Regions from separate parts of the Homo sapiens genome. Here region 2 is linked to region 1. The links are chromatin loops, found by intact Hi-C in ENCODE. Cell type or tissue: heart left ventricle. All regions are shown on one strand. Links, peaks and the distances in the headings refer to the core of each region. The heading gives the core; the rest is flanking DNA. Region 1 overlaps LDLRAD4 (low density lipoprotein receptor class A domain containing 4). Region 2 overlaps LDLRAD4 (low density lipoprotein receptor class A domain containing 4).

Evidence for each region. Peaks named below come from ENCODE experiments on the same cell type or tissue, not always from the same donor. Only the 100,000 strongest peaks of a DNase experiment are listed, where the experiment ranks them.
Region 2: it touches region 1 in a loop (2.2-fold over the local background); 5 of 110 quality-filtered maps call a loop at or near these places.

Annotation. Positions count from the first base shown.
Region 1 is chr18:13,447,142-13,459,306 of GRCh38, forward strand. The region is part of intron 4 of LDLRAD4 (low density lipoprotein receptor class A domain containing 4); the gene reads left to right. Among named protein-coding and RNA genes, the nearest start is that of MIR5190, 6.7 kb to the right of the region's middle. RefSeq lists enhancers at 1-590, 7,811-8,454, 8,455-9,100. In heart left ventricle, for the core only: no CTCF peak of the experiment used is centred there; a DNase peak (open chromatin) is centred at 6,831; H3K27ac peaks cover 4,366 bases.
Region 2 is chr18:13,266,085-13,278,249 of GRCh38, forward strand. LDLRAD4 (low density lipoprotein receptor class A domain containing 4) reads left to right here. Exons shown (of 7, transcript NM_001378100.1): 2 at 12,021-12,104. Among named protein-coding and RNA genes, the nearest start is that of C18orf15, 33 kb to the left of the region's middle. RefSeq lists enhancers at 1-389, 6,506-7,005 and a silencer at 2,286-2,580. In heart left ventricle, for the core only: no CTCF peak of the experiment used is centred there; DNase peaks (open chromatin) are centred at 3,557 and 6,491; H3K27ac peaks cover 3,702 bases.

The DNA.
Region 1 (12,165 bases), core at 2,361-10,360:
TTTGACTTAAAGAATCTATGGCAAAGCAATTACTGACTGTGACAGTGACCCAAGGTGGTATTTAAAACAAGATGTGGAGGGCAATATGCCTCTCTCTGGGTTCGCCACGGGATCAAGTTGCAGGGGCTGTCACTGGCAACACGCTTCTGCCTGAACGGTTCTGTGGGATGAGCCCCAGGGAGGCGCTGGCAGCCTCACACCCTCCCCTCCCAGTCCCGCCCCTTGTGTTGGCTGCCTTTGTTTCTCCAAGACGGTTTTCTGATCAATTAAAATCGTGTAGGGTCTTAAATGGTAATTCTGCCTTTTCAAATAAACAAAGGCGGAGAACAAATGGGAGGGTAAGTTTTAATAAACCTTAGGCATCATTTCCTCCTGCTGTGACACTAAATTTACTTGGATAAAAACAACCTCTTAGATTTACATTTTGATTCTGTTACTGCTTTCATGTGTGCGGGGCTGTCCCACTTCAGATGAAATTTATCCACTTCTTTAAATATTTAGTAGTCTAGCGTGGATGTTAATGAAAGTCTGGCGGTGCTATTTTGAGAATTGCAACAATGATAGTAATTTTCAGTGTCAGATTCCTGCTTCGCAAAGGGAAAGAGGGATGGGAGAAGGGGGAGGGAAAAATGGTTTCAGTTCTAATAGAGTTTGCCATCCGCTGGGCCGTGCCAGACAGATGGGTCATGAATACTGTCTAGACGCTCTCTGCCTGAGCGAAGCCCTGGTCTCTAAGGACACGCAATGAGACGCCGGCTTAAGTAACTGGGGAAAGTCAGGGCAAGCTCTCCTGTAACCAGATAGAAATCAACGTGATCCTGCTTCCTGGGGGAGGCCAAGGGGTGGCCGGGAGGGTGTAGGGAGAGGGGGTGCTAAGAGAAAAGGCCCGCTGTTACTGATCAATTTTAGTGCAAACTTGACAATTATTAGGCATTAGGGAGAGCGTGAAAGGACAGTTGTAGGATGATAACACTATTGATTTAAGCCGTACTGCCCAGAATGCAGAATGATATATTTCAGACCCAGGCTTCAAAGGCCGGAGAGGAGCTGGGGTGAAAAGGAGGATGTTGTCGTGTGTGCTTAAGACGGGAATGCAGCCCGCGGGGTGACCTGCGTTAATTGTGTATATTAACACACTCAGCACTGCTCTTGTGGAAACCGTTGGTCTTGACTGTTCATTTAGCCTCTTAATTTGCAAGGGTTTTAGAGGCTTACCAGGCTTGCTTTCTCTTTTTATGAATTTCTGCGAATTTCTTCATGCTGGGTCTCTTCCGGGCAGCTCCACAACTGGCAGAGCTGTAGGAAAGCGGGTAAAAAAATCCCCAGCGCCTGCCTGGCTGCGCTTGGGTGCCTGCGTAGTCGTGATGCTTGTCTTCCTAATTATTTTCTGAGTGGCGGGGATGGAGTTTATGTGATGTCAGAAGTGAGTTTCTGCTCATGAAGACTCCCAGTGTAAGTGTGGTGGGAGTCGGGAAGGAGATATTGAGGTAAAGATGAGATTGGGGGGCGGAGGCTGGGGGACCACCGATAAGGCGGGAGGTGACGCAGCAGCTTGCCGTTCGGCTGGGAGGTGCTTTGTCGCTTGGTTTGATGGCCGCTAATCACGTCTTGGTCTTGAAAAAAATTATCCAAAAGGGTACTACGGTGAAACTTGGAAGGGACCATCTTTGAGTAACTGAAGAAATAAAGCTGAAGTCTAAAGCTGCCATGAGATACGTCGTGGACTGCAGAGGTGGGTGACCCTCCGAGGGCTGGACTTCTGGATTCATCCTCTGGGCTGGTGCCTCTTTCAGTCATGGCAGCTTTAACATGGGAAAGAAACCCCAACAACCTAAACTTTGCAGTAATCATTTTTTCACTCCTTCATCCATTCTTGTTCTGTCCCAAGAGCTAATAACAGAGGGAAAAGAAGATATTTTTTGCTTCCTTCCCAGAAAGAAAACAGAGATCAAAGATAAAAAATATTTTCAAAGTAGACAATCACTGGAGAGGGAAGAAAGAAATCTTGTTTCAGGAGTTTGCAGTAGTGAGCAGCGAGTGAGTCTGTCCTTTTTCCAGACAGCTCCTAGAAAAATTGCCGTGGTCCTCCGGAAGGTCCAGCTGTCCTTAGAGGGGCACCTTCTTGCCCTAGACCCTTTGCTTGCTGTTCACACCAGGACCATCCACTCAGGGCAGAAACTTTTCATTCCCTGGGATGGCCTGTAGGGAAGGGGCACATGGCAGGGGGCTGGGCTGTGGGCATCAGCACTTCTCCTGCCAGCCATGAGGCCTGGAAGGGGAGCCTTGTGCTAAGTGACACTTAAAATCTTGGGACCATAAAGTGCATCTCCCCATTTCAGAGACTGGTGGCTCAGTGGGGTGACCCCCAGGCTCATACGTGTGCTTGGGAGAGGAGAATCTCAGATTGCCCTGCCTCCTTGAGAAAGGCCCCTGTCTTCCTGCGGGCGTGCACCTGTTCCGGAGAGGGCCCCTGAGCCAGGCTGTCTGCTGTGGATGGCTCTGCCATGGCGCTATCTCCTTCATCCTTATCTATCTCTTCATTGTTAGTGGAGGGTGTTGGGCATCTGTTATTTGCTTTATTCTAAAAATTCAGAGAAAAAGGAACTTGAGCTACACTTCAGGCCTTTTACCCTTAGATCTTGGGGGAAGGTCAGCTATGGTTCCAGGTAGGGTGTACCGCCGCAGGCCCTTGCATGCCAGCTGTTCTCCCTGTCTGGGTTTGGGCAGGTGGTGGGTTCAGGCCCAACCGCTCTCTCTGTCATGGGGCCGGGGTGGTGGCTGAGCCAATCAAGCAAAATGATGGACCTTCCATCACGGGATGTAAGCCCGTGTCTTGACTTCACGTGACTTTTTGTGGAAGGACAGCCAAAGGAACACATTACCGAGAGAGTTCGCTCTTCCATTTGCATAGGCTTTGGAGATAGAAGTGTTGAGTATTGTTTCTTCCTTGGTGAGAGGGGTTGGCATGAACCCAGAATTTTAAATGCCAATCTGACCTTAAAAGGCTGGCAGAGACCCTGCCCTTCCAGGCCTACCCGTGCCTCCCACTGAAGCCCCATGAGGCCTCTAGATCAGCGGCTGCTGCCTCCTCTCACCCTTCTGGTTCAGTGTCTGCTCTCATGTTAGGAGACGTTAACTGGAAATGACAGGACCTGGGGCCAGTGCAGTTAGCTTCTCTCCCCCCACCCCCCCCCCCAAAAAAACACACAAGATCCCAAGACTGATTAGTTTTCATAAGTTGTTGAAGGAGAAATAGTTGTTGAAAGATTATGTCTGGACAGGGGGCTGGAGGGTGTTATAGAGAAAACATGTTTGGGGTAGTCACTTGTGGAAAATTATATGCTGAGTAATACAAAACATCCCATCTCTGGGATACTTCATGGAAGGTATTTTTCTGAGTATTGAATGCGTGAGAGGCATGGGCTGGGCTCTATGGGCAGGTGCAGGGCTGCAGGGGCTAGGTGACATGGGAGGGTGCAGTGTGTGTGAGACGGAGGCTTTGCCTCCCAGCTTTGTTCTGTCCAGTGCTAAGTGGTGTCCTTGAGAAGGCCCACAAAGTTGTGGCACGTATCTGCAGTGCCAGTATGCAGGACAGAAGGAACATCTTACTAAGCCTGGGTGCTCAGGGAGGCCACCATCATGGGCTGGCAGGGTCTGGAGAACCCCTGCTCTTCAGGGGGAGTGTCGTGGGGAGACGCCTGGGCAGGGATGCCACATAGGCTTGTCATGGAAGCTTGCGGGGAGGGGAGGGCTGACTTTGAGGAGCACCACTAGAAAGGTAGGTGGGGTCAGATTCTAGAAAGCCAGGGATGTCAGGCCAGATCGCTTTCATTCTCTTTCATGAAGGAAGTCATTGAAGGTTTTTGAGCAAGAGAGGCTACGACACAAAGCTGTTGTATAGCCGGAAGGTCCTTAGAGATGGCTTAGTTTAGTTCTGCACTCAGGAAAGGAAACTGAAGCCTGAGATTACGTGACCACTTCAAGGTCACAAAAATAGTCTTTGGCAGAAGTCCTAATATGTATGTTTCTAGTCTGTCTGGGCTACTATTACCAAATACCATAGACTGTGATATGGTTTGGCTATTTGTCCCCTCCAAATCTCATGTTGAGATGTAAGCCCCAGTGCTGGAGGTGGGGCCAGGCGGGAGGTGTTTGGGTCATGGGGACGGATTCCTTGTGGCTTGGTGCTGTCCTTGAGGTAGTGAGTGAGTTCTCACAAGGTCTGGTTGTTCAGGTGTACGGCACCTCCCCCCTCACTCCTTGCTTCTGCTTCCCAGTGTGAGATACCAGTCCCCTTTTACCTTGCATGATGAGTGGAAGCTCCCTGAGGCTCCCTGGAAGCAGATGTCAACACTATGCCTCCTTATGTAGCCTGCAGAACCCAGAGCCAATTAAGCCTCTTTTCTTTATAAATTACCCAATCTCAGATATTCCTTTATAGCAATGCAAGAGATGGCCTAATACAGATGGGATGGCTTATAAACAATCAAAATGTGCATCTTACATGTCTGGAGGCTGGGAAGTCCAGGATCAAGGTGCTGCCGGACTCAGTGTCTGGCGAGGGCTTGCATCCAGGCTCACAGACCGTGCCTTCTGGCTATGTGCTTACATGGCAGAAGGGGAAGGAAGCACTCTGAGGTCTCTTTCCCATGGGCATGAATCCCAATCCTGAGGGCTCTGCCTTCATGACTGAATGCCTCCCAAAGGTCTCACCTCCTAAGCTTGTCACTCAGGGGTTAGGATTTCAACATATGACTTTGGGGGTGGGGAGAGAGTACAAAAACTTTCAGAGCCTAGCAGTGCTTCCCATTTCTTAGGACAGTTCTCCTTCCACTAGACCCTGTCCTCACACCAACTTGTCAGGTTAGGCAGTGTCAGGGTGGCAGGAGGAAATCACCCGGAAGGACCCTCCCTTGCAGAGTAGGCAGCCTATGGTGAACGTGGCGTGTGCCCCTGAGAGTAGGGACTGGGCCTAGCTAGGAAGGCTGTCAGAGGGGCAGGTCCCCAGTAGCTGTGCCTTTGGGATTATGTAAAAAAGGGTTTGGAGGAATCCACATGAAAGCCACAGCAGGAGATGAATAGGGAGGGAAGTCAGAGTGTGCCCGGCACAGCAGGGTCCCAGTGTGGTGTCCCCAGTTTTGGGGTTCACGGTGGCAGCGGCGGCTCCTGGCCACCCTCCTTGCAGCGCTTGGAGGATGCAGCGGGTGCAGACTGGGTGCCGTGGAGGGGGGCGAGGAGGAGTCTGGGGCTATCTCCTGGCAGAGGGATAGCTCAGCAAAGGTGGTGGGTGCACTAGAGAGAGAGGAGGACCCCTGTGAGCAAGTCTCTGCGAGGGTAGGATCGAGCCTAGAGAGTGGAGATGTGGACGGAAGAACTCCAGTGCACAGGAGGAGACTCTTCTGAAGCTGGAAAGGAGGAAGGCGGGAGTCCTTGCTCCTGGGCAGAGCTGCTGCTATGAGTCAGCCTGGGGCTGGGGAGTTGGAAAAATACCGACATAGGAGGGATCTGCAGTCCTGACAGTCAGCATCTTGGTCATGCTCTGCAGTGTTCAAAAGAGCTTTCTGCGTGTATGAACTTCTCTCCACAATTCCACCAGGTCGCGTGTTTACTAATTGCTAAGTGCTTTACTTGAGTCATCTCATTTAATTGTTAGAACAACCATATGTGATAAGAACTCATCGGACCCCTCCTTAGGATTAAGGAGGTCAGTGGCAATGAGTCCAGCCTCAGCCTGAGGGGTGACCCCCAGCGAGAACCTCCAGGAAGGCCAGAGGCAACGTCCTGGGGCAAGTGAGGGGGACCACGGGGGATGCTACATGGAATGCTGCTTTCCAAGTGCAAATGACCAGGGAGAGAAAGGGCACAGAGATGGGCTTGTGCTCTGCTCAGCATGGGGAGCACCGCAGGGGTGCACATGAGCGAGCGTGAGGTCACGGGATTTGCATCATGTGCAAATGAAATGCAGGAATCACAGGGACAGTCATCGTTTTAAAAGAAGCAGGACCCCGGTATCTTGCCCTTTGAAAACAGATGATGGTGGACTTTGTTTTGCATTGCTCCTGGTGTGCCTGTGGTTGCGTGCACGTGCTCGCGTTTTGGAAATGAGGAGGCCCGTGAACTGGTGTCCTGCTGTGTGTGAACTTGGGGTGTGAGGTTCGAAAGGAGCAGGACCCTTCATGATGTTTTTCTTGGAGGCCCAGCCCTGAAACTTGTTTGTGTCATACATGACAATGGATTTGTGCACTTTTTGTATCACAGGAATGAGTTAAAATCAAGAGTCAGCAGCTCCGCTACTCCGTAGTGACCTTGGTTTATTAACACCTCAAGCCTGGTTTTTCGCAGCTGCCGGCAAGGAAGGCAGGTTTGATCCCTGGAGTCACTTGTGACGCAAAAAAAAAGCATTCTGAAATGGTGACTTGACCTCTGTTATTAACTTTAATGAGATAAATATTAGATGGAACATTTAGCCAAGAGAGGTGTTTCTTTGTAAATAGTGTTATTATTTTCAGGTGTCTGAGAGAGACGTTGATCAGGGCATGCGATGTCTTTGAGCCCCCGCTGAGATGAGAGCCCCAGCTCTGAGCAGTGCCCACCCATCCTCTGCAGGGCGCCCGGTGCTCCACCTGCCCTTCCCTCTGTTGCCCCTCATTACCTCCCAGCCCCGTCCCCAGTACTGCTGTGTAATCTGTTCAGTGGGGACAATAATGACGCAATGTGTGATCCAGAGTCTAGCACCTCGTGGCGCCTTGATGGAAATAGAAAGCTGTGATCACAGCATTAAAATATGCTAACAGGCTGCGGGAGCTAATGGGCGCCGTGTTCACACTGCAGATGTTCATTCCGGCGCTGCCGCCGACTGCGGGGACAGAGCCGGAGGCTGCGCCGTGCACACCCAGCTTCTCATGGTGGTTTTGTTTATTGCCGGGGTGTTCTCCAAAAGGGGCATCCTGCCTCCTTTATAAGGTGTGCTGTCTTTCTGGCTCTGCGATGATATAAGACCCCTTTTTGTCTGACTGTTAGATGCGCAAGCAGACTCAGTGTTCACGTGGAGGGAATGTTAGCAATGATAACAGGGTGCAGTCGTTTGATGAAAATAAATTGGATTTTATCCTGTTTGTGGTTAATGTTTATCTAGTTGGAGTTTCTGAGCACTAGAAAGGGGTTCCAAATGCATTGTCTAAATTTGTGAAAGAATTCCAGTATACCACATTTAAAGGGATGATTTAAGTGCATTATATTAAGTTGTGAATAATATGGAATTTTGAGTGTCTGGCTTGCAGTGCTGTCTTCCATTTGCTTCCTGGGTCGGCCTGGGAAATGACTCCATTCTCTTCATCATCTTTGCCCTTATTACTAGCCAGGCACCTCACTCCTTATTTTCGTGCTCTTACTTTGGGGAAATCCATCGGATGAAACATACACTCAGTGAGTAGACAAGGCAGCCAGAGGCTATCTGCTTACAGGTGGGTGGCTTTGTCCACGCTGAAGGATGCCTGTCTCTGCAGAGAGGGTAGCAGCAGGACATGCCTGGCCCGGGATGGCCATCCACCTGAGCCACAGGTCTGGGCACAGGCACAGATGAGCTGGGAAAGGGGCTGGCCTGGTCCAGAAGGTGCTGGAGGGCAGAGAGGCACTGTGTTGCTGTGACAGTCCCTGATGAATGGGGATGTGTGGGATGTCATGTTGCCTTTGGAGATCAGACCACTCCAAGCCCTCAGCAGCAGCCTTGGTCCTGATGTGTTCATTCATCAGGCATCCCACTTGGCTGCGCACAGTGCTGGATCACCTGCGGCGGGAGCAGGGCATGCGCCCTGGTGGGTGCTCAGTCCGCGTTTGTTGAGTGGATGATCACAACCCTGCAAACATGTCACTGAGCTAGGCAGTCCAAAGGGTGTCCCTCCAAGGGAGGCGAAGCTGGTGGATGCTGGACACCTGTATGTGCAGGAGCTGGGGGCTGGGGAGGGGGCATAGGTGCTGCCTGGGAGAGGCACCAGGTGTCCTGGCACCAGGACCAGGGATGTTCCTCAGGCTGGGCTGGCAGACAGGTCATTTTACCCAGTGGGCACTTAGGCAGGAGGCCTGGGGTTTCCAGGCTTTTTGGGGGCTTATGCAAATATTGCAGACCTGAAAAAAATTCTGCTTCCAAGATAGGCAGCGAAAACTGCCAAATTAAAATGCACACATTTAATTAAATGTTGACAAAACGTGATGGCTTGTCAAATAGTCACCTGCAATTCATTGTCTCAAGTGGGATGTGGTGCTTTTTCCTGGGTTTGATGTGACATCTATGAGGCCCGTAAAGGTCATGAGATGCCCTTGGGTAGCCATGGTGAGAAGAGGCTGGAGGCTGCAGGGGCACCTGCTCCTGCTGAGCAGGTAGAGGAGACACTAGGAGCAGCTCAGCATCCCCCCACAGCCTGGACGGCTCTGAGGGTGGGTCGTCATTCCCTCTGATGAGCTGGGCCGGATCACTTGAGATACAGGCAGAAGGTGGAGAGGGGGCCAAGTCATGTCCTCCCCGTGGCTGGGGCAGAGCTGTGCATCTGGCTTCCTCCTTCCACACAGCCCCAGGGAAGATATCCGGGGGCTTGGCAACCTCCCCTTCAGCTGCATTCAGCCCCACACCGGGTGCCATTTCTGGTGATCTAACATACAATTGAGCAACTCTTGGTGGTGCTAAGATAAATGGATGATAAATTGCAGTTGTATATTTTTAAGATTATGAAGAAAGCAAACATTTAAAATACAAGCCTGTTTATTAGTCTGTTTTACTCAGAGCCCCAGCTTCCGAAGTCTGGTTGCCCTGAATTCCATGTAGAAGTCCTGCCGGGACTTCTGGCAGGAGCGCCCGCCATGTCCCGCGCTGTCTGCATTGTTAGGAAACGTGTCCTTGCTTGGCTCCCAGCATATGGAGGAGAAGTGAATGTGTCACTGCTGTGGCAGGAACACATCTTCCAAGAACTAAGGGACATCTTGTCACGGACTCCTAGGCAGGAAACAGGGCAGAGTTCCAGGTGTCAGGTGCTGTGGTTTGAGGTGTGAATAAATAATTACCAAAATGACTGGCTGTGGTGGGGAACGAGGAGCATGTACACGTTTTGCCTGAAAGTGGGAGCCTGAGTGTTAGCATGGTCCCCCCGCCGTCTGCCTGCCTTCCTGAGCGTGCCACATCTACACGGGGGTGCCCCTTCCTGACCGGGGTGCCCTCTCTCGCCTTCCCTCCTGCTCCCTGTGCACCTTGCCAGGGTTTCCCTGGGCAGCTCTGGTGAAGGGCGTGCGTCACGCTATCCAGGCCCTCTCCACGCCTCAGTGGCCAGTTGCCTTTCCTTTCTTTCTCTTTCTATGATGCTCCTGTATTGCCCCTGGATTCCTCTAACCCACATCATGTTGGATTTTAATTATGTGTTTAATGACTTCTCTCTTACTAGATTATGAGTAAATCCCTCCAAGGGAGGGTCTGTGTTTTGTTTATTTTTGGTCCCTGAATGTCCAGTGCAGGGTCCATGTGCATGCACATATACACACAAATCCATCAGATACACATGTATTCATAATAAGTTTGCTTTTTAAAAGGGTATTTTATATAAATAGAAATGGGAAACTATTATATTTGCAGACATGAACCAATGTATGCTATCAGTGCGGGTTTGAGCCCCAGCTTCAGGCTCAGTAAATCATAGGTCAGCAGAACAATGCCACCCATTTTTCTTGGGATATGTGGTTTTTTCTAGATTCTGTGGCTTACAGTGCTATCCAAAATTCCTTCCACTCCTCCTTCACCTCCTTTCTCAGCTCCCAGGATTTCTGTCTGCCTGGGGAAAACCCTCACCCTGTGTTTTTCCTCTGGTGTGAGAGCAGAGAACAGTCATCCACATAGAAGAACACTTCTGTGGCCTAGTGTGTGGGGCTTCCCCACAGCCCAGCAGTGGACACCTGCTGTAGTGTCAGCTCCACAGGCCGGGGGGTCAGTCCCCAAGGCTGCCCCTCAGACTCCAGTTGCAAGTCCAGGCCTCAGGAATTTCTGACCGACTGGCTTCAGGTTGGGGTTCTCACAACCCCCTTGCTATGTTTGATTAATTTGCTGGGGGGTGCTCACAGAACTCAGGGAAACACATGTTTACATTTACCAGTTTGCTCCAAGGATATTGCAAAGGACACAGATGAAGGGCTGCGTGGGGCAGGGCATGGGGAAGATGTGGAGTCCTGTGCCCTCCCTGGGCACCCCCCTCCAAGAGCCTCTGCATGTTCCGCCATCCAGAAGCTCCCTGAACCCTGTCCTCTTGGATTTTTATGGGCGCTTCTTGATGTCAGCTTTCTTCCCCGCTGGTGGGGATGGGGCCTTCTCTGAGGAGGATCGTATGAGCAACAGGAAAGGCTGGAGGAGAGAGATGTTTTGCCTGGCAGCTGAAAGGCGGACAGAAAGGACAGGAGAAGGTTGGGGAAGTTCTGTTTCCTGAGGCCTGACGCACCCGACCTTCTAACAGAAGACTGTAACAGGGCTGTGGGGTACACAAGCCAGGTGCCGTGGAGGAAAGCCTGTAGATAGATCCACATCACGGCACCACCACTTCTCCCCGTGGTTCACAGGCCCTCCCCAAGCATCCCAGGGCCCTCTGCTGTGAAGGCGGCTCCCCCTGCCTCGCTACCTGGGCCCCCGCTCCCCTGTGCAGTGTGCTTATTTCAGTGCTGGTCTGACTTGCTCTTTGTGGTGGTAAGCTCCATGAAGGCAGGACCATGCTCAGGGAGTTTCCTGTCCTTCACTGCCCCAGGGATGTGGCAAATACTTAATCAGTGTTTGCCTATGGAGTGAACAGGTCCATGAATGGTCTTGGAAAATGATGTATCCCAGCACCATGGTGGTGGTCATTCATACGTGTTCTCATGACTTCTTTGCTTTTCCTAATGGTGAGTTCGGTAGGCCAATTCATTTCTTGCTGAAAAGTGTGGTAAAGGCAAGTCTCCTAACTGGACCAAGACTACAGCCTGCAGAACGCGCAGGGCCTGGGCATGGGGAAGCACGGATGAGGAGCCTGCTGCTGATGCTGAGCAGGAGCCGTGGAGGGGTCTACACCACTCTGCTGACTCTGCGTGATGAGGATTCAAAATGCCATTCACGCAAAACAAATTTAGCAACTAAGAAGTAGAGCGGCGCGCTGCTTTAGAAGCACTATGTGTTAGCAGGTGTGGTACACACCTGACTTTGCTTCTGTGGCTGAGGAAGGGGAATGAGTCTTCTGTGCGTAAATCTTTCCACAAGCACCATCCTGGGTGTCCTGCCTGACCAGACTTGTGAGCCAGGGCCAGGTTGAAGCATGTGCCCAGGTGAAAATTATGCATTATTTATTCATGTGAGCAACTCTGCGCCTATTTTGAAACATTCACTGCTTTGTTTTGTTTGTTTTGTCTAATTGCATGAAAGATGTGGTAGGCAGAATAATGCCCCCCAACAAAAGGTGTCCACTTCTTAATCCCTGGAACCTGTGAATATGTTACCTTACTAGCAAAAGGGACTTTACAGATATGACTAAGGCTAAGGACCTTGAGTTGCAGAAATTATCCTGGACCATCCAGGCAGGCCTGGAGACATGAGTCCTCTAAAAACAGAGACTCTTTCCCAGCTGTGCTCAGAACCAGAGGTGACCACCAAAGAGAGATCAGAGCCATGCCATGTGAAAAGGACTTGACTTGCCATTGCTGGCTTTCCAGATGATGAAGGGGCCTCAAGCCAAGGAATGTGGGCAGCTTCTAGAAGATGGAAAAGGCAAACAAATATTCTCCCCTAGAGCTCTGGGAAGGAACACAGCTCTGCCACCTCCTTGATTTTCACCCAGTGAAATTAGTTTTGGATTCCCAACCTGTAGAACTGTAAAGTAACAAATTTGTGTTTTAAGGCCAGGTGTGGTGGCTCACGCCTGTAATCTCAGCACTTTGGTTTTGGAAGGCCGAGGTGGGAGAATCATTTGAGGCCAGGAGTTCGAAACCAGCTTGGGCAACATAGTGAGACTCCATCTCTACACCAAAAAAAAAAAAAAAAAAAAAAAAAAAAAAAAGCCAGGCATGGTAGGTTATGCTTGTGGTGCCAGCTACTCCGGAGGCTGAGGCAGGAGGATCACTTGAGCCTAGGAGCTTGAGGTTACAGTGAGCTATGATTGTGCCACTGCACTC
Region 2 (12,165 bases), core at 2,733-10,732, 180 kb before region 1:
TGCCTGGCAGTGAACGTGTGTTTTAGCAAGAATGGCGGGCTCCTTGACACGGTTGTTCTGTAGTTTGGACAGTGAGTAGCACTCGCCCAGACCTTAAAAACAAAGGCTTTTTCGGGGCTTGTTTTTAGGGCTCCCCCGACTTCTTCCTGTGGACCCAGGAACACAGAAGATCATTTTGCTACAGAGTCCGCATAAGCCCTCTGCCCTCCAGCCCTGCATTCACAGCTAGCCTGGGAGCTCCTCGAGGGCAGGGCGTGGCTTCATTCCTCCTGCACAACTCCTGGTACCTCGCACTGGGTCCGTGGCCAGATGTGGGCAGGAGCAGTCTCGGGGACAACAGACACAGCCCGCTGAGGAAGGCACCCAACCCTGGGCTTGGCTTTCCTTTCCTTTCTGGCATGGGGCTCAGGTGTCCAGAGGCGGGAGGATTCCGAGGGTCTCTGGTGGCTGCCTTCTCCAGATTTGGGCTTGGACTGGGCACAGCTGGGAATCAGTTATGTTTTGTTTTGTTTTGAATTGGCATAGTGACCGTCTTAGGCAGAAGGCAGGCTGCCGCAGGGCCTCCACGCTCAGGCGCTGCCTGGCGATGGCTTCTCCGTGGAGGAGAGGGAACTGCTCTGAAGCAAGCCCAGCACCGCAGTCCTGGCCAGACCCGTGGGCAGATCCCTGGAGTCCTGTCCCCACACTACCCTTGGAGCTGCCTTCCGAGTGTAAGTTACAGTTTCAGTCACAGCCTCAGAGGTGGCAAGTCACTGACTAGGAAGAGAGTTGAAATGAACAGAATTCTGAGTAAGAGTAATACTAAGAGTTACAATTTTATGTTCCAGTGAGGTAGAAAATCTTTTACGTCGACTGAAGGCTAGATCTCCTTTCATGTGGAATCTCTTTGTGAAAGAACAGCATTTTCTGAGTTCACGCCTAGGTCTTGGTTAGAATCAACAGGGTAATGGTGGCAAGGGAGAGGTTTGTGAAAATATTCTCAGACTGCACTTGTGAATTATGAATGCGACTGCTAACATTGCTTTAGCAGTTCAGTGACACCTATCTTTGCAAAATGTACTTTCACTTGTAAGGGCCAAATAATTCTAATAGAAACATTTTTTGGTATGTAATTATGTAGATGTAGAGTGATACACTTTTTTTTTGCTGTGCACTTAAAAATTATCAAAGTAATGTTTGGAACGTCTGGAAACTCTACTTCTGATCACTGGTCAGTTTCACGCGTGTGTGTGTCTGTGTTGTATTGTTTTTAGTGTGTGCACACAGGCCTGCAGCCTTAGCAGTTACTGGAAGAGTGGTCTATCTCATTTATTTTAAAACCAGCATCACCCGTTCCACCTGTCACATGTGGTGGTGGAATTTGAGAAGAACGGGGACAGTTTGATCAGGATAGTGAAGCTGCCCAGGGGCATAGCCTGTGAATGCTAATTCACTTTCTGTAAACAACCTCTGCAGTGTTTGGTGTTTGCATGTATGAGATCAGCCGTCAGTTTTCGCTCAGATCCAGCTCCTGCTGCTGTCTAACTGAGATGAGCAAGCCTCACTTCAGACGTCGTGTGTAACCCAGCTACTTCATTTGTTCATTCTCATCTTTTGCTTTTCTGGAAGGTTTCAGCCAGAGGCTGGGGCCCCGCATTCTGGCTGGCTGATTGGAAATCACGCACATGTAAGGATTGTCCAGCAGCTTTCCTGGGGCCCCTGGTGACAGCTTGCATGCCATGAGAACTGGCACAGACTGTGAGTCACCCACTGTCCTTCCTGAGCTTTGACTTAAGGTAACATGGGCAGACCAATGCATTGTTTCTTTTTCTTTTAAAACAATTTTTTAGAGATGAGGCTTCACTATGTTGCCCAGGCTAGACTTGAACTCCTCACTTCAAGCGATCCTCCCACCTCCCCTCTGTAGTAGCTGGGACGACAACTACTACCCCCAGTGCACCTGGCTTGACACATTCTTTTTAGTCTTTTGAAACTCTTGTACTTTCCAAGATGTGCCTGGAGAGATATTTTCCTCTTAAGTTTAAGACTATAGTTTTCTACTGATTTCCTTTGTTTTCCTGTCCCAGGGCAGAATATTTTGTTCCTGTCGATGGACTGCAGATGGTGCCCACTCCGCCTCCCCTGCCAGTCTGTCCTGGACTCTCTATCCGTTTTCCTTAGTCTCAGTTCCTCCTTTACCCTCCTCCCCCCTCGGCTTGACTCTTCTCCCTGCTTCCCTCCCCTGTTGGGATTCTGGCCTAGTGGGAGATGGTTTCATCTGAGCATCTGAAAATATGGGGCTTCTTGGTCTTTATATGCACATCTGAGCATGCTACTGAAGGCAGAGGAAGGGAGATCTCTTAGGGAGTCAGCACATGCAAAATGCTGTGCCTTCAGACTGCCTCTGCTACCTCTTACAAGGAGCCTCACACCGCAGGCTGCCCTTTAGCTGTTCCCTTGGAATGCAGCCTTGTTAAGTCACTGCCAGCGTTTCCCCTCTTGGCGTCCCTTTCTCTTACCTAAGTTGTTAACTCCAGACTTCGCTGCTTTCTTAAAGGCTAAAGTAATGGGCAGAGTAAAACCCTGAAATGTTTAGAAGCTATGCAGTATTATATTGTAAACCTGTAAAAATTCTTAACAAAGTTAGTGGCTTGGAAAGATTTTCATGAGAACTTCAGCTAAAAGGCAGTAAAGTAAATGCCTTAAAATAACTAAACTTTGGCTTATAACAAGGCCATTGTTTGGCAGTGTCCACTTTTTAAAGACTTTCCAGAACTTGGAGGAGGAAATGATCCTGAGACAAAGTAGTGATTTAAAAAATGAAGACAGTAAATTAACATTGACATTATTCGCCAACAATTGATTTCTTGTCTTCCAACTTTTTACCCTGCATTCTGAATAAATTGGACCATGTGAGGAACTAGAAGATTAACTTTAGGGTTTTTGTTTGATTGAAATTGGTTTTGCAGAAGTGGAAATTTGGCAGCATGTATGGAAACCAGTAAATCAGTTTACAGTGTTCTGTGCTTCTTAGTTTATGAAACCCACAAGAATGAGGAAAGGCTGCATGTCTTTGAATGCGAGAGGGCTGAACTAATGTAGGGTTTGCCTTTTCTGGAAGTTTATTTTTACCCTTATTAATTTAGTAGCTTGTAGAGCAGCATGTCCAAACTTTAACTAGTTAATAGTGGCTCCCAAGCTGAGCAAGATTTCAATGCCAATGGTTATTTTTCAGTGGTCTCATAGAGAAAATACTGGGAAATATTCTAAGAATGGTGTAAAATGAAGAGGAACTTGGTAATTTTTTAAAACACTGGCTCAATGAAATGTAAGCAGCTGGCTTACACACAGTGACAATCTTTACAATCAGATATTGTGCTCTGAACTAGTGCTCTGATGAGGTAGTAGAAGCATGTCTCTATTTTCAATTAAAATGATCCGTTAATGTGGGAATATTTGGAGCATCTGTGTCTTTTCAAATGAACCGGGGTAGATGATCTTTTTTTTTTTTTCCTGAGGGGAAGCCCATTTGCGTGGTGGCTTCTGCTGGTAGCATCCGTGCCTGTTTCCCAGCCTGCTGGGGCCCTAGCGAGCTGTCCGACGTCATGTGCTCACACTTGGAGTCAGTCTGAGTCGGCAGTGTGGGAGTTCCTTCCAGAGAGATGTGTTCTTTTCATCTTGAATGGTTCATAGGTTTCTGCAGCAGGCATGGTCTCATTCTCAAACTCAGTGTCCTCACAGCCTTCTTCGACCCCTTCCTCCTGGTATCCCCTTGGATGTTCTGTCCTCCATCCTCCCATGTGGCCCTGTCCGTCACCTGACATCCATGTTAACATGCTTATGGGTATCACTCGAATAGCTGCCTTCACAGCAGGCTCTTGCTGCTGTGGATTTGAACAAGTATTTGTAGAGGAGTCAAGGCAGGCTACCTTGATCTGCAAACACACCAGGGCTGTCTAGAGCCGTGTCACTGGACCGCTGTGCTGGTGTCTCCTGGGGGCTTGCTAGAAATGTGGAGGCTGGGCATGGTGGCTCACATCTGACATCTTAGCACTTTGAGAGGCCAAGGTGGGATGATCTCTTGATCCCAGGAGTTTGAGACCAGGCTGGGCAACACAGCAAGATCCTGATTGTACAAAAATTTTAAAAATTAGCTGGGCCTGGTGGCGTGCCTACCTGTGATCACAGCTGCATGGGAGGCTGAGGTGGGAGGATCACTTGCACCCAGGAAGCAGAGCCTGCTATGAGCTGTGATGGCTTCACTGTAATCTAGCCTGGGTGACTCTGTCTCTTAAAAAAAAAAAAAGAAAAGGAAAAAAAGAAAAGGAAATGTAGAACCTTGGGGCTCACTACAGATGTGTAGAGTCTGAATTGGCCGGGTCGAGAGGGCAAAGTATGCTCGTTCCAGGCCTATTTGCATTACCGCGTACAAGTGTATCACAGCACTGGAAGCCAAGGCAAAGGTACTTTAGCAGTAGAATGTGTTTTCATTAAGTTATTTCAGAGTACTGGATCCAGGACTTTATTTGCAAAGTTTATGCGTAGATGATACAGATGGGGTGAGTTCTGTTTGGCTAGAGCGGAATGCAGTTAGCTGCTTTCTGCTTTCTGGACCCTGCATGGTTGTGCTGCGAGGGATCCTTCCTCAGGGCGTCGGCAGGTTCCACTGGGAGGCTAGAACTCTGCAGGAGCGGAGACCACAGCCAGCACTAAAGAAGTGATCTCTGACAGAAGGGAAGAGAAAATGTATTTCAAATAATGAGACTAAGTATTGTTTTTAGAAATTAAAAAGTTATACATGTGATATGTATGTGTGTGTGTATTTAAATACCACAACCCAGAGTGTGTTTGTGTACATATGTATTTGGATATTATCTGTGTATATATGCATACATGTGTACATATTGCATTTGAAATGTGTGAAAGTACACAGTGACTACTACTATGGGGGATTTACAGAGGAAAGATCAAACATAGTTTAATGGAGGAGAACGACCAATAATATATGTTTATTATTGGCTCAGTTTACCTAAACAACAACTAAACACATACACCAGTGAGCAGTAAACATTTTGCCATTCAGAAATGCTGGGAAATAGGGTGTCATGATTTTTAAACCATTCTAGTTAATATAGAACTGTCCTATTATACCATTGACACTTAAATAATGAGACTCTAATGAGGGTTAGCTAAGACTCAAGTGACTGTAACCAAAATGATTTCTTGCTGCTGATGTAGACGACTGTAGGATCGTCCATTTCTTTGGCATCGTGACGTTAGGCGTTCAGTGCCTGTGTGAAAGCGAAGGGTGGAGAGGGACCCTCTGAGCCTGTAGAAGGCCCATTTCCCAATTCCCACTGGGGGGCTTCCAGCGCACTTTCTGGGTACTTAGTTCACGAGGTCTTTTTGAGTCTGCCGAAGGAGATCTTAGCTACCAATGAAGACCAAAGAGTCCGGGTCGAAGGCCTCTTCTCAGTGTTCTTCCCCTTGTGATGTCCTCAGCATCTGACACAGGGCCTGGCATGTTCACTATCTGATAAGCCCCTGTTGCGTGAAGTCCTTGAATGCCGATAGCGTTCCCTGAGGTTGGCCTTGTCCTGTCTTCCTGTAGATGGCTCTGGAATTTTTGACGCGCAGGAGGTGGGGCCTCTGAACTTTGCTGCCTGAGCACTTGAGCCAAGAGAGTGTTAGTTGACATTAGGCACATAGACTGCTTTTGCTTTGACTGACAGATCTTGGTTGAAGGGAGAGGGTGGGAAAAGCTGAACCAGCCCTGGTACAGGGACTGCTCCCAGCAAGTCAGTTTCCACCCCACCCTCCTGTTCAGTGCTTTTTTTTTTTTTTTTTTTTTTTTAAGACGGAGTCTTGCTTTGCCAGGCTGGAGTGCAGTGGCACAATCTCGGCTCACTTCAACCTCCGCCTCCCAAGTTCAAGTGATTCTCCTGCCTCAGCCTCCCGAGGAGCTGGGACTACAGGTGCATGCCACCATGCCTAGCTAATTTTTGTATTTTTAGTAGAGATGGGGTTTCACCGTGTTAGCCAGGATGGTCTCGATCTCTTGACCTCGTGATCCACCCGCCTCAGCCTCCCAAAGTGCTGGGATTACAGGCGTGAGCCACCACACCTGGCCCTCAGTGCTGACTTTGAGGGATGCTCCTGACCTGTGTGTGGCAGCTGCTCGGGGTCTGGGTTGCCTTGGTCCAGGTAGAAATCCCCTAGAGGGTTGTCGTGGGACTCAGGTCTTTGAAGAGACTGGACACTTGAACTGTGCCCCAGCAATGGCCGGAGTTGGTGCTCTGTGCTCCAGAAGAGGGGACTTGCCGGGTGGCCATCGCCATTCCTTGTTCGTTCCCGGCAAGCAAAATTGGACCACTTTACTGTTGCATCTGGTTTGAAGAGACTTTCATTTCTATTTGGGGAGAAGAACACTCAAACACAGCGAGACAGCTGCCAGACGGTGCCTGGCTTTCGCCTCTGTCTCGCTCCTCCTGGCCGCGTTAGTGTCCCTGGGTATCACCCCATGCCGCGTGCTCCGTATGTGTTCCTCGAATCTGAAAGGCGCTGATGAAATGCTTGCTGCAGCTTTGTTAGGACACAGGCGGTCATGCTTTAGGCTGCTGCGGGGACAGAGGCATTATGCAGCCTGTAGGAGCCATGGCCAGTGCATGGTCACTCTGCATGGCAGCCTTGTAGACCCAGCTGGGACACTTCAGGGACAGCTGGAGACCTCCTGTTGCTCTTGACTGGGGTTACCATGACCGCTAGCTCTTCACTGAGGCCAGACCCAGTGAGTGCAGATTCCTGGTGCTGGCCGATGAGGCCCTAGGAAAGACGCACCTATGGTCAGTCTGTCTTGGCTTCAATTTACTCAGAATAATGTAGTCCTGTGAGAGAGAGAGAAGCTAGGGAGCTGTGGTGCATCAGCTAGTAAAGATGTTAGAAAATTGTCAAAACAAAAACGATGTGGCATTTACAGGTTGAATGCATGAATGAATGCACACGTGCATTTTATGATGTGACACTGTCCCTGATGCAAAAATCAGGTGGGTTACTGCATCTGTGGTGATGGGGTGGGTCCATCTGCAATGTTTCTGAAAAAAACATCATAAAGCAAGGTTGGTTTTGGGAAGGGTGCCTTTCTTTTCTATTTCATATGTCACCAGCTGCTCCGTGTGTTTTCTGTCCCATTATGATTTTCCTGAGATGGCTCTTCACTCTGTCTCTGGGCCTCCTTGTGTTTAATTTATTTGTTTTTGAGACAGGGTCTCACTTTGTTGCCCAGGCTGGAGTGCAGTGGTGTGATCATAGCTCACTGCAGCCTCAAACTCCTGGGCTCAAGAGATCCTCCCGCCTCAGCTTCCTGAGCAGATAGGACTATAGGTGCGCACCACCACATCCGGCTAATATTTTCTTTTTTATAGAGACAGGATCTTGCTATATTGCTCAGGCTTGTCTTGAACTTAAGCTATCCTCCCACCTTGGCCTCTCAAAGTGCTGGAATTCCAGGTGTGAGCTGCCGGACCCAGCCCCTTGTGTTTTAAATGGCTCTGCTTCCCAGGACCCAGCCACCAGCTGGAGTGAGTCCTGCTCCCCAGAAAGGCCAGAAGCCTGCGGCCAGGCTTCTCTTCAACTTTTGCCCAAACAAATTTCCCATCTTCCTTTACCTTAGAGAGTGAGAACACCGTAAAGATGAAGAATAAGCGCGCCTGCTTCCCTTCAGGGTTTTCCATCCTCCAGCCCCTCATGCAGTCCTGTCCTGGTGCAAGGGAGGTGGTGCCTGTCCCTTTTCAGGAGTTCCACCCACTCTGCCTCTTCTTGCTCTGCTTCTTAGGGGCCCATGGCTCACAGCTGTGTCTGGGACGTGTCATTCAGGAGGTGGTTTAGGGTTAGTGAGATCGGCAGCCCCACAGGACCCTGCTGTTGGAAACCCACGTGTGGATGCCCCGATGCCTGGTGCCATAGGGTATGGCGTGTGAGGAGCTCAGCCAGTGCCTTCTCTTCTCTCCTCAGCGAGCGGCTGTGCTTGCTGGCTCTCCTCGGTGGCTTCCTCTTGAATGAACCTTTCTTCTGAAGGCTTGATTTCCTTCCGGGAGGCTTAGTGTTTCTGCTCAGCCTTCTTTCTTGGAGGCCTGGGCTTGATGTTGAGTTGTGTTTGGTGAGGTTATGGAAAAAGCCTGTGTTTACTAAAACAGAGGGAGGAGGCCTGGATGGGGCATCAGGTCTGTCTTTGTGCTGTAACCTGGAGCCGTTGATCTCTTGGCTGGACCTGGGGAGGGGTCGGCCAGTGACCCCTCCAGTTCCCTGCTGGCCCCTACACAGGGGATGCTAAGCAGCAGGTCAGTGTCTATTTTCACAGCTAGAGAGTTAAAGTTATGCTGAAAGGAAGAGGTGAATTTGTTGCAGTTCTCTGCCTCGTGTCATGGAACTGCTGTTTTTAGTTTTTCTTGGCTTGGGTGTGAGAATCCTGCTGCCTGCGAGGCTAAGCATGAGGGAGAAAGCGTGGAGACGATGATCACGTTTGCTGAGTGATTGATGAAGAAGTGGGAATATATCATACAGTCCTGAATGTAGATTTCAGGGGAGTGTGACAGGTTTCTGTAATGAATAAAGTTTTTCTTTTGTACTCTTTTAAGTAATTGTATTGATTTAAATATTTTCAAATATCACTGTTATTAAAAGTAGTCCCTTTGGAATGTAAAATAGACACAATGTTGGGTAGCAGGAACTGTGTATGTGTTGAATTATTATTTTCAACAGAGCTTAAAGTCTTGATTAAAATAGTTAAAAATCATCAGTTTAAAAATGGAGTATCTTAAAGAGCTGGGCATGGTGGTGTGCACATGTAGTCCTAGCTACTGGGGAGGCTGAGGCAGGAGGATCATTTGAGTCCAGGAGTTTGAGGCTGCAGTGAGCTATGATTGTGCCTGTGAGCAGCCTCTGCACTGTAGTCTGGATACCATAGCAAGACCCTGTTTCAAAAAAAAAAAAAAATCCAGAAGAAATTTTGAAACAGGTTGCCAGGAAATTGGATTGGCATTTTGTTTTAGAATTAGAGCCTGGTCTTTTGACCCATACAGGTTTTGTCACTTTAGTTGGGAAGGAAAGATTTATTGATACTAATGGAAAATTAAAAATGAGTCACAAATTCTTACTTTGGAAATTCTCTTAGGGAGCTTTTTTGTTTTTAACCTTGAACTGTAGATAAGTAGATGCCAGAGAAGTGGCAAGGATATTTGACAAAAGTAATAACTACTGAGTGACATTTTAAGCACTGACTCAGGTTCACTGGTAAAATGAAATCAGTGCTGGAGAAGTTGTGTGTTCATTCTTTTGGGGTAGAACATGAAGCCAAATATCTTCAACCTATTTTGAAATTCAGAGCTATGGGCTCTACTCTGAAGGCTTGAATAAGTTCGGTTGCTGTGGCCTTTTTGTGACTAGACATTGGCAAATCATAGTTCTATTACTTTGGCTCACTTAAAAAAATGTTAATAGCACAACAAGCTGACTGTAGTCAATAATAACTTAATTATATATTTTAAAATTGAAGAGTGTAATTGATTGTTTGTAACTCAAAGGATAAATGCTTAACAGGATGGATACCCCATTCTGCATGATTTACTTATTTCATATTATATGCCTGTATCAAAACATCTCATGTACCCTGTAAATACATATACCTACTATGTGCACACAAAAATTAAGAATAAAAAAAATGTTAAAGGCCTCCCATGTGCCACATACTCTGCAAAGTGTTAGGGATGCCAGGATGACGGGGATGTGGTTTTTGCCCACAAGGAGCTAAAAGTTGAGTAGGAGAATGAATTTCCACTTTTGGTAGATGAGGCAGGGCAGAGGCCTGCTCTAATGTACAGATGTGTATGCGTTTAGTATATGCATATATGCTTTATATTATGTAACCCATATTTAATTACTAAGTTATTTTATTTATTTATTTATTTTGAGATAGGGTCTTATTCTGTCGCCCATGCTGGAGTGCAGTGGGTCGATCTTGGCTCACTGCAACCTCAGCCTCTTGGGTTCAAGTGGTTCTCATGCCTCAGCCTCCCGAGTAGCTGGAACTACAGGTGTGCACCACCACGCTCAGCTAATTTTTGTATTTCTTGGTAAAGATGGGGTTTCACTGTGTTGGCCAGGCTGGTCTTGAATTCCTGGCATCCTGATCCACCCGCCTCGGCCTCACAAAGTACAGGAATTACAGACATGAGCCACCGTACCTGGCCTAATTACTAAGTTACATTTATCAGTTTTCTGTTGCTGTGTAACAAATTATTATAAACTTAGGAGCTGAAAACAGTACTCATTTGTTATCTCACAGTTTCCAAGGCTCCACAGTCAGGCATGGCTTAGTTGGTTCTCTGGTCAGGCTGTAGTCAAGGTGTTGGCCAGGCTGTGTTCCCATCTGCAGGTTTGAGTATGGAAGAATCCACCTCCAGGCTCATTCATGTTGCTGGCAGAATTCATTGACTTGTAACTGCAGGACTGATGTCCCTGTTCCCTTGCTGCTTGTCAGCTAGGGGCTGCTCTCAGGTCCTGGGGAGCCCTTGTAGTGCTTTGCCAAGTGGCCCCTCACAGGCCCCATCATGAGGTGGCAGCTCGCTTCTCCAAGCCAGCAAGGGAGTCTGTCACTCCCTCGTTGCGGACTCCTATGTAGGTCGCCTGGTGTGGGGAGAAGCATTCTTTGTGGTATTCGGTTGGGTAGAAGCCAATCACAGCTTCCACCTACACTCAAGGGGAGGGAGTTGTACAGGGTGTAAGCAATTTGGGGAGTCACCTTAGAATTCTGCCCACCACAGTACCTTTCTGGTTATTTCATGGACTTCCGTTCCCAAGAAATCTGAGCGTTTGCGTCCTAGGAAGACTGGTGAGAGCAGCCCCAGTGGAGGAATAAAAACTAAGATCTGGAAAATCAGCAGTGGGTTGTTTTCATCTCTCAGCAGGCAGGAAACAGGAGGAGAAAGGAATGTCTGTAGGCTCCCAACACTGATGGGAAGGAGGTGTTTGGCTGGGGTAGAGCTCCGCAGGAATCTCCCAGGCTCCTCTAGCTAGGTGCAGCCGTGTTTTATCCGGCTGTCTTTACATGGGCTGATCACTCAGGAGTGGCATATGGCAGGAGCACGCTTTGGGGTACGAGCCTCCTGGAGAATGAACTGCAGCACACAAGCCAGACAGATGGTGGCTTAGTCCCCCTTGGACAAGAGTGTGTCCTGCACACTGGAGGGCGGGGTGCTGAGAGGCGCTTGTGGTGTCTGAGGCCGAGCTTTGCTGAGTTCACCTGAAACTGCTTTGGAGCTCGAGGCGGTCACCCGAGGATACCCGGCGCTCCACCTGGGACGGTGCGATGCCCACAGAGCATGCTCACTCAGTTGGGATGGGGATGCCAGTGACAGGTTGTATGGAATGGACAAAATCTGAAGCACCAGCTGGGAGGACACTCTCCTAACAGGATGGTGGGCAGGTAAAGGCAGCCTTGCAGGCAGAGTCACGAACGTTACCATCCCAGCAGTGTCACTGCTAGAGGGCTTGCCTCTTCCATGAAATCAGACATGTATTTCAGCAGAGGAATCACTGGGGCCTGCCCGTCTTAGGTGGGCCCATGTTGTCTTGAGACTGGATTGTCGTGAAAGAAGATGGTCTTTTCACAGCTTTTAGAGTGTGTATGAATTTTAAGAAGACCAGTCCAACAGGGATACTATCTGTTATTTGGCCTCTCATCAAAGAGGAGGCCCGTGCCTCTGCAGGAACAAGCGTGTGTCCTTTAACAGATGAGGACTCGGTGCCCCTGTGACTGAGTGGAGGCAGAGGGGGATTTTGTCCCAGTTTGGTAATTCTGTGCTGTAATTCTTCTCTCTTCCTTCCCTTTATTACTTGATGCCTATTATTGCATTTTTATTGTATTCATTTTGATATTTATGCCTCTTCTCGTGACAGCCCTCAAATATTTAACTGTTTTTGAAACTTGAGAGGGGGACACACAAAAAGAAACATGGCTCACAGAAGTTCTTCATCTTTCTTTCTAGCGGTTCAAGCTCTACGTTCGTGACATCAAACCTCCTGTTGGGCCATTTCCGAGAACTCCCATCAGTTTCTGTATAGTGTAAAAGGTAAGTGGAATTACTTGTGACTGTTCTTTGTGATGATGTCTGGGAAGCAGAGCTTGTCGCG